2 separate regions of the Homo sapiens genome follow, and region 2 is linked to region 1. A link is an interaction called in ENCODE POLR2A ChIA-PET data of the cell type or tissue named here. Cell type or tissue: Caco-2. All regions are shown on one strand. Each heading gives the region's core, and the rest is flanking DNA. Links, peaks and the distances in the headings are about the cores only.

Region 1 (2,906 bases), core at 148-2,647:
AAGCCGCGGCCGCCGGGGGAGAAGGGAGGGCGGCCAAGGGGGAGAGCTCGGCCGCAGTGGGGCGCAGCGCAGCGCCCCCGGGCGCGTTGGTAGCCCTGGCTGCAGCCAGGGAAGGAGCCGCCTTCGCGCGGCCAACAGCTGGGACTGCGAGCGAGGCTTCCTTTTCCCTGGCGACCCTCGAGGTGGGGCAGAGTGCAAGACTTGACCGAACGCAGGTCTATACAGCTAGTCCAAGCATCTGGGTAAAACTTAGGGGGAACTGCAAAGCCAGGGACTTCAAATGGCCCTGAGCCTTCGACCTGTCCAGCCCTCAAGAGTAAACAGAAATTAATGAACAAAGCCCCGAAGAGATCAGACTTGCAGCCTGGGGCCTGGCTCATGGGAGACCAGGCCTGCGATCGCCCAGGGAGGATGGCTTTCCCCCTCGCACCTTTTCCTCCCCTTCCCGCCCTATTTAAAGGATTCCTCTCCACTCTTTGGGGCTAAACAAATTCTGTAGCCGGCCAACGATTTGAAAATATTGCACCTTGTTTATTGACTCCTGTAGTGTGTGGCAGCGGGTGTCTACACGGCGTGTGGTTATAGTTATATAGATAGATAGATAGATAACATGTGCTGAATACAGAATACGAAACAGAAAGGAAACCCGGTAACACCTCCGGTGGGCCACCAGGTCCTGAGTTTGTTCAGCCTCCCCCCACCCCCAACTTTTGATCTCATTCGGCTGGTTTTCCTCGAAGAGTCCTGCGTCCCCCGACAATCCGGAGATCTGGACCGAGGTATCTGCTGCGGAGGGGAGACAGCTGCGAAACGAAATCGACTGTGCTATGGCGCTCCAGGCCCGCAAAGGGGGCAGAGGATCGGTAGGGCCTGGAATTTCTCAAGCCACGACCCCCATTTTTCTCTCCTTCATGCTTTTAATTTGTTATGTCCTTGGGCTCCCCGCCAACGCTTCGCGGAGGCCGCGGAAAGGCAGAGGGAGAGAAGCCCTTCTCGCTTTGGAAGAACCAAGCGCGGCCAGGGTCCTAGCCTCCTGGTCTCCTCTCGCTGCCAGGGTCGGGGCCATCGTCCTCCCCGGCGCCCAGCCGGCGTTTCTGCCTCAGAGACAGTCCTGGCGACCGGACCCAGTCATCCTCCTCGCCCCTGAGTCCCCTTCCCCAGGCCTCGAGTGAGCTGCGATCCGAAGCCCTGAGGAGCTAGACGTACATATTTTTTTAACGAGGGGACCTGACCTTTAGGTCAGGCCCTTCTCGAGCTTCAGTCCCGCGGCGCCAGGCTGCGCTGGGGTGCCCGCCGCGTGACCCGCCCCGTCCCTACCAGGCCCGGATGCCCTGCAAGGTGCCCTGAGCGCACGCGGCCCCGGCTGCAGTACCCTGGTGCAACGGCTGTGCGCTGCCGCCGCTGCCGAAGCCTCCTAGGTTGCTCACGTTCACAAAGGGGCCGCCTCCGGCCGCGCTGCAGGCGGGCTGCATGGCAGTGGTCGCCGCGGAGGTCCCGCCGCCGCCGCCGCCGCCGCCCGCCGGGTACGCACAGCCATAGCTGCTGCTGTAGGCCGCCGCTGCTGCGGCGGCGGCGGCGGCGGCGGCGGCGGCCGCGGCCGAGTTCCCATAGCCGTAGGCGGGGAAGCTGTTGTAGGAGTAGGCGCTGGCGCCCACGCTGTAGGGCGCGCCGTAGGCCTGCGCGCTGGGCGTGACGCACGGCTTGCCGTCCCGCACCAGCACCGGGACAGCCACGCGGCGCGGCGGCGGCGGGGGCGCGTGTGCGCCAAGCTCCAGAGACTTGTCCTGCCGCTGTCTCTTGCACTTGTACCTGCGATTCTGGAACCAGATTTTCACCTGAGTGGATGTGAGCTTCAGGCTGCTGGCGAGGTGCTCGCGCTCGGGTGCCGACAGGTACCGCTGCTGCTTGAACCTGCGTTCCAGCTCGAAGACCTGGGCTTGCGAGAAGAGGACCCGGGGCTTCCGGCGGCTGCGTGGCTTCGGCCTCTCGCTCTCCTCCGCCGCCTTGCAGTCTCCGGCCGTCTCTAGAGACTTCTTCAGCTGGCAGCTTTCTGCGGAAGAAGCAAACAACAGCGTCCTTAGCTGTTCCCGGCCGCACCGCGGCTCCTGTCCTGGAGCACCGTGACCCTTTTTGGTGGCTGCGCAGAGCGTGCGGTAGTAAATGGCTGGACTTTTGGGAACGTTTGTGGCTCCTGGCGCTGTGGGACCCTGAGACAGCCCCAGTACCCAAAGAACGCCCTTAGCAGGCGGAGGCGCGTTTCGTGGAGAGGGGTAGTTAGTGCGTGTTTATTTGGATCTTGAGCATCTGCGAGAGAAGAGATTACTCTGTATTAAATATGCGGCTCGACGTGCTAATGACTATTTTCAGGATGAAGGCTTGCAACTACATAATAACTACAGTATTTGCAAACTCGTTTGCATTCTACTCCACCAAGGATAACTGAAGGTGTGAGGCGTGTTGGTATGAGTGGGCCGGTGGGCATGGGTTGCGCGAAAATCTGTTCTGAGTGTAACGCTTGTGCATGGCTCAGGGACTTGTGTGTGTGTGTGGCTTATAAAAGACTACAAGCGAATGTTATGACGACATCTGTGTGCACTTTGAAAATGAAGTTTGATTGACTAGTTATAGACAGTTTCATGCCGATTTTCGGCTCTGGGAACTATGAGAGCATAGGCCTTGGCCTCTGCCACATCAAACCGCCTCTTGGGGAAAGACTGTGATTCTGTCCTCTTAAATACACTTCCTTGGGGACTTTATTTGATTATCCCATCTCCCTATCAATTCACTTCCCATCCGATGTGAGCAGCCAAGATCTCGGACTCAAGTTCGGCGCGTTTTCTATTAGGCCCGCAGCCTGGGACACAAAGCAAAACGTTACGGATTTTCAAAAAAGGCTGGCGCCTTAG
Region 2 (2,906 bases), core at 224-2,723, 250 kb before region 1:
ACGGGGTTAAAGATAATGAAATGTTCTAAAATTGACTGTGGTGATGGTTGCACATATGTGTTAATATACTGAAAAAAACTGAATTGCATTTTTTTTTTTTTTGAGACAGAGTCTGAAGCTGGAGTGCAGTGGCACGATCTTGGCTCACTGTAACCTCCACCTCCCGGGTTCAAGTGATCCTTATGCCTCAGCCACCTGAGTAGCTGGGGTTACAGGTGTGTGCCACTGCACCAGGCTAATTTTTTTTTTTTTTTTTGAGACGGAGTCTTGCTCTGTCACCCAGGCTGGAGTGCAGTGGCATGATCTCAGCTCACTGCAACCTCCACCTCCCAGGTTCAAGCAATTCTCTGCCTCAGTCTCCTGAGTAGCTGGGATTACAGGCGTCCGCCACCATGCCTGGCTAATTTTTGTATTTTTAGTAGAGACGGGGTTTCACCATGTTGGCCAGGCTCGTCTCGAACTCCTGACCTCGTGATCCACCCACCTCGGCCTCCCAAAGTGCTGGGATTACAAGCGTGAGCCACCATGCCCAGCCGAATGTTTTTGTATTTTTAGTAGAGATGGGGTTTCACTGTGTTGGCCAAGCTGGTCTCAAACTCTTGACCTCAAGTGATCCACCCACCTCGGCCTCCCAAAGTGTTGGGATTACAGGCGTGAGCCACAGCATCCGGCCTGAATTGTATTAAATGAGAGAACTGTATGGTATGTACATTATATCTCAATAAAGTATTTTGTAAAAGAGTTAACTAATAGCTTTTATTAGGATGGGATATTGGTTTGCTCATTAACCAGCTTCTTCTTGGAAGCTCCAGAAAGTAGAAGAAGCCTCCCAACTTGATTGCTTCTAACCTCGAACAATGACTCAATTCCAAGGGTACTGAGAATGTTATTAAATGTTCAGAGTTGTTTAATGTTCAGAATGTTCAAAGTCTAACATATGTTTCTTTCCTTTTTATTTTTATTTTATTTTATTTTTTTAAGAGATGGGGACTCACTATGTTGCCAGGCTGGCCTCTAGTGATCCTACCACTTCTAGCTTCCAGAGGAACTGGGATTACAGGTATGTACCACTGAGGTCAGCTCTAACCTACTCTTGAATCAACCACTATTCCCAGAATGCATTTAACACCAACATTCAACAAATGTTGTATTCCAGTGGGAGTGTTTGAAACATGCTAGGTCCTGTGATGGGCACTCAGGTCAACAAGGGAGACAGTGACACTGTCCCAAGCTCTGAGACTGTTCTTTTTTGAATCAGAATCTAATAAAACCCACGATCAACCCCAACCTCAAAGTGTCAAGGTGAAATCCACTTCCTTTGGCCAAGCTCTTTCCTCCTTTAAGATTCCAGGTAACCTGAGTCATTGTTAGGTATGCTAGTAGAACAATGGAATCTAGTTTGCCTTTCTAAAAACCTGTTGAAAGATAAGGACTGACAGAGGCTGTGCAGGTGGCTCAGGCTTGTAATCGCAGCACTTTGGGAGGCCAAGGCAGGAGGGATCACTTGAGGTCAGGAGTTCGAGACCAGTCTGGCCAACATGGCGAAATCCCGCCCTACTAAAAATACAAAAATTAGCTGGACATGGTGGCGTGCTCCTGTAATCCCAGCTACTCGGGAGGGGTTGAGGCATAAGAATTGCTTGAACCCAGGAGGTGGAGGTTGCAGTGAGCCGAGATAGTGCCACTGCACTCCAGCCTGGGCAACAGAGTGAGACTCCATTTAAAATGGTAGTAATAATGATAATAAGGAGAGATAGAAAAAAAAATAGTGAAAAGAAGCAGATGGAAGATTTTATGAGATAATTTTACAACCTCGAATGAGGGTCTTGGGTTCCCACAAGACCCTTCCCTGAGTGAGTTGGTGCAGCTGGCTGAGGGCTCCTCCCCTCCTGGCCCCTCCTGGGCCTCTCCCGCAGACCTGTCCTTTCCATTATTTCCCTACTCGTGCTTGTCACTGTGCACACTTACCCCTCCTCCTTCTACTGTGAGTGATCATCCTGACTCATCAAATATGCGGGGAAAATGGAAACCTTATTTCGGACCCAAGTTTTTGAAGATGAGTGATAGTTGGATTGCCTCAGTGGGGCAGGAGATCCATTATCTAGCTCATTTTCACGAGGTAGATGCCAACTGAATTACAGTCCACTGATTTATTAGAGCTGTTTAAAGACAGGTGATCCAGTGTTCATTTCTCAAATGCTATAAAGATAATTTGATTGATTATATGCCCTTTGTGTTTAGGGAACCCAATATCCACAAGAATTAAGAGTCACCATTCTTATGCAAAAATCAAAGCCACTTTGATTTAAGAAATGCAGCAAGGGACCCGTGAGGGAAACCTTGAGCCTGGCTCTACCTGAGACAATGGCACCTGGGACAGCTGCTTAAAGACAAGGAAGAGAACACTAACCACCAAGAAAATGTCTCTACTGTGCACCAAGGAATTAGAGTTCAGAAACAGTGGTGTTAACTTTACCTGCTTAGCAAGATAGAGTTTGGTGGTAGAGGATCTCTTGGTCCTGGATTTATACACGTGGAGAAGCTGCCAGGGGGCCAGGAGCCATAGGTAGCCCAAGGGAATCCACACCAGAACAGTTTGCTCAAAACAAAGTGGCAGGTCTGCCTCCGGACTGTCCAGGAATGAGGAATTCTGGAGACCAAAGGGGAAGGATTGTTGCATACATGCATTGTGAAGACAGAAAACCACCCTGCAGCACATCCCACTGCTTTCACACAATTTAAATTCAACTCCATATCCATATCCAGCCTTACCCTTTAACTATCCGTATTTTCCTATTTGTGCACATGGATACAAATTCACCATTTAATGACAAATGTAGTCACTTTCTGGCCAACCCACCCTCCAAAAACGTGTCTTCTTGTGATTCTAAGTGAATTTTGTACCA

What was found. Peaks named below come from ENCODE experiments on the same cell type or tissue, not always from the same donor. Only the 100,000 strongest peaks of a DNase experiment are listed, where the experiment ranks them.
Region 2: POLR2A ChIA-PET joins it to region 1 with 7 read pairs; 2 of 35 experiments call an interaction of 5 or more read pairs at or near these places.

Annotation. Positions count from the first base shown.
Region 1 is chr10:99,534,129-99,537,034 of GRCh38, reverse strand. It overlaps NKX2-3 (NK2 homeobox 3), which reads right to left. Exons shown (of 2, transcript NM_145285.3): 2 at 511-2,050. The coding sequence ends at 1,314. Among named protein-coding and RNA genes, the nearest start is that of NKX2-3, 2.6 kb to the right of the region's middle. RefSeq lists silencers at 1-5, 1,581-1,730. In Caco-2, for the core only: no CTCF peak of the experiment used is centred there; a DNase peak (open chromatin) is centred at 1,674; H3K4me3 peaks cover 1,165 bases.
Region 2 is chr10:99,784,352-99,787,257 of GRCh38, reverse strand. It overlaps ABCC2 (ATP binding cassette subfamily C member 2), which reads right to left. Exons shown (of 32, transcript NM_000392.5): 2 at 2,477-2,650. Among named protein-coding and RNA genes, the nearest start is that of ABCC2, 3.2 kb to the right of the region's middle. RefSeq lists enhancers at 1,173-1,674, 1,691-2,890, 2,759-2,906, a silencer at 2,242-2,405 and a cis regulatory region at 2,179-2,442. In Caco-2, for the core only: no CTCF peak of the experiment used is centred there; a DNase peak (open chromatin) is centred at 1,467; H3K4me3 peaks cover 630 bases.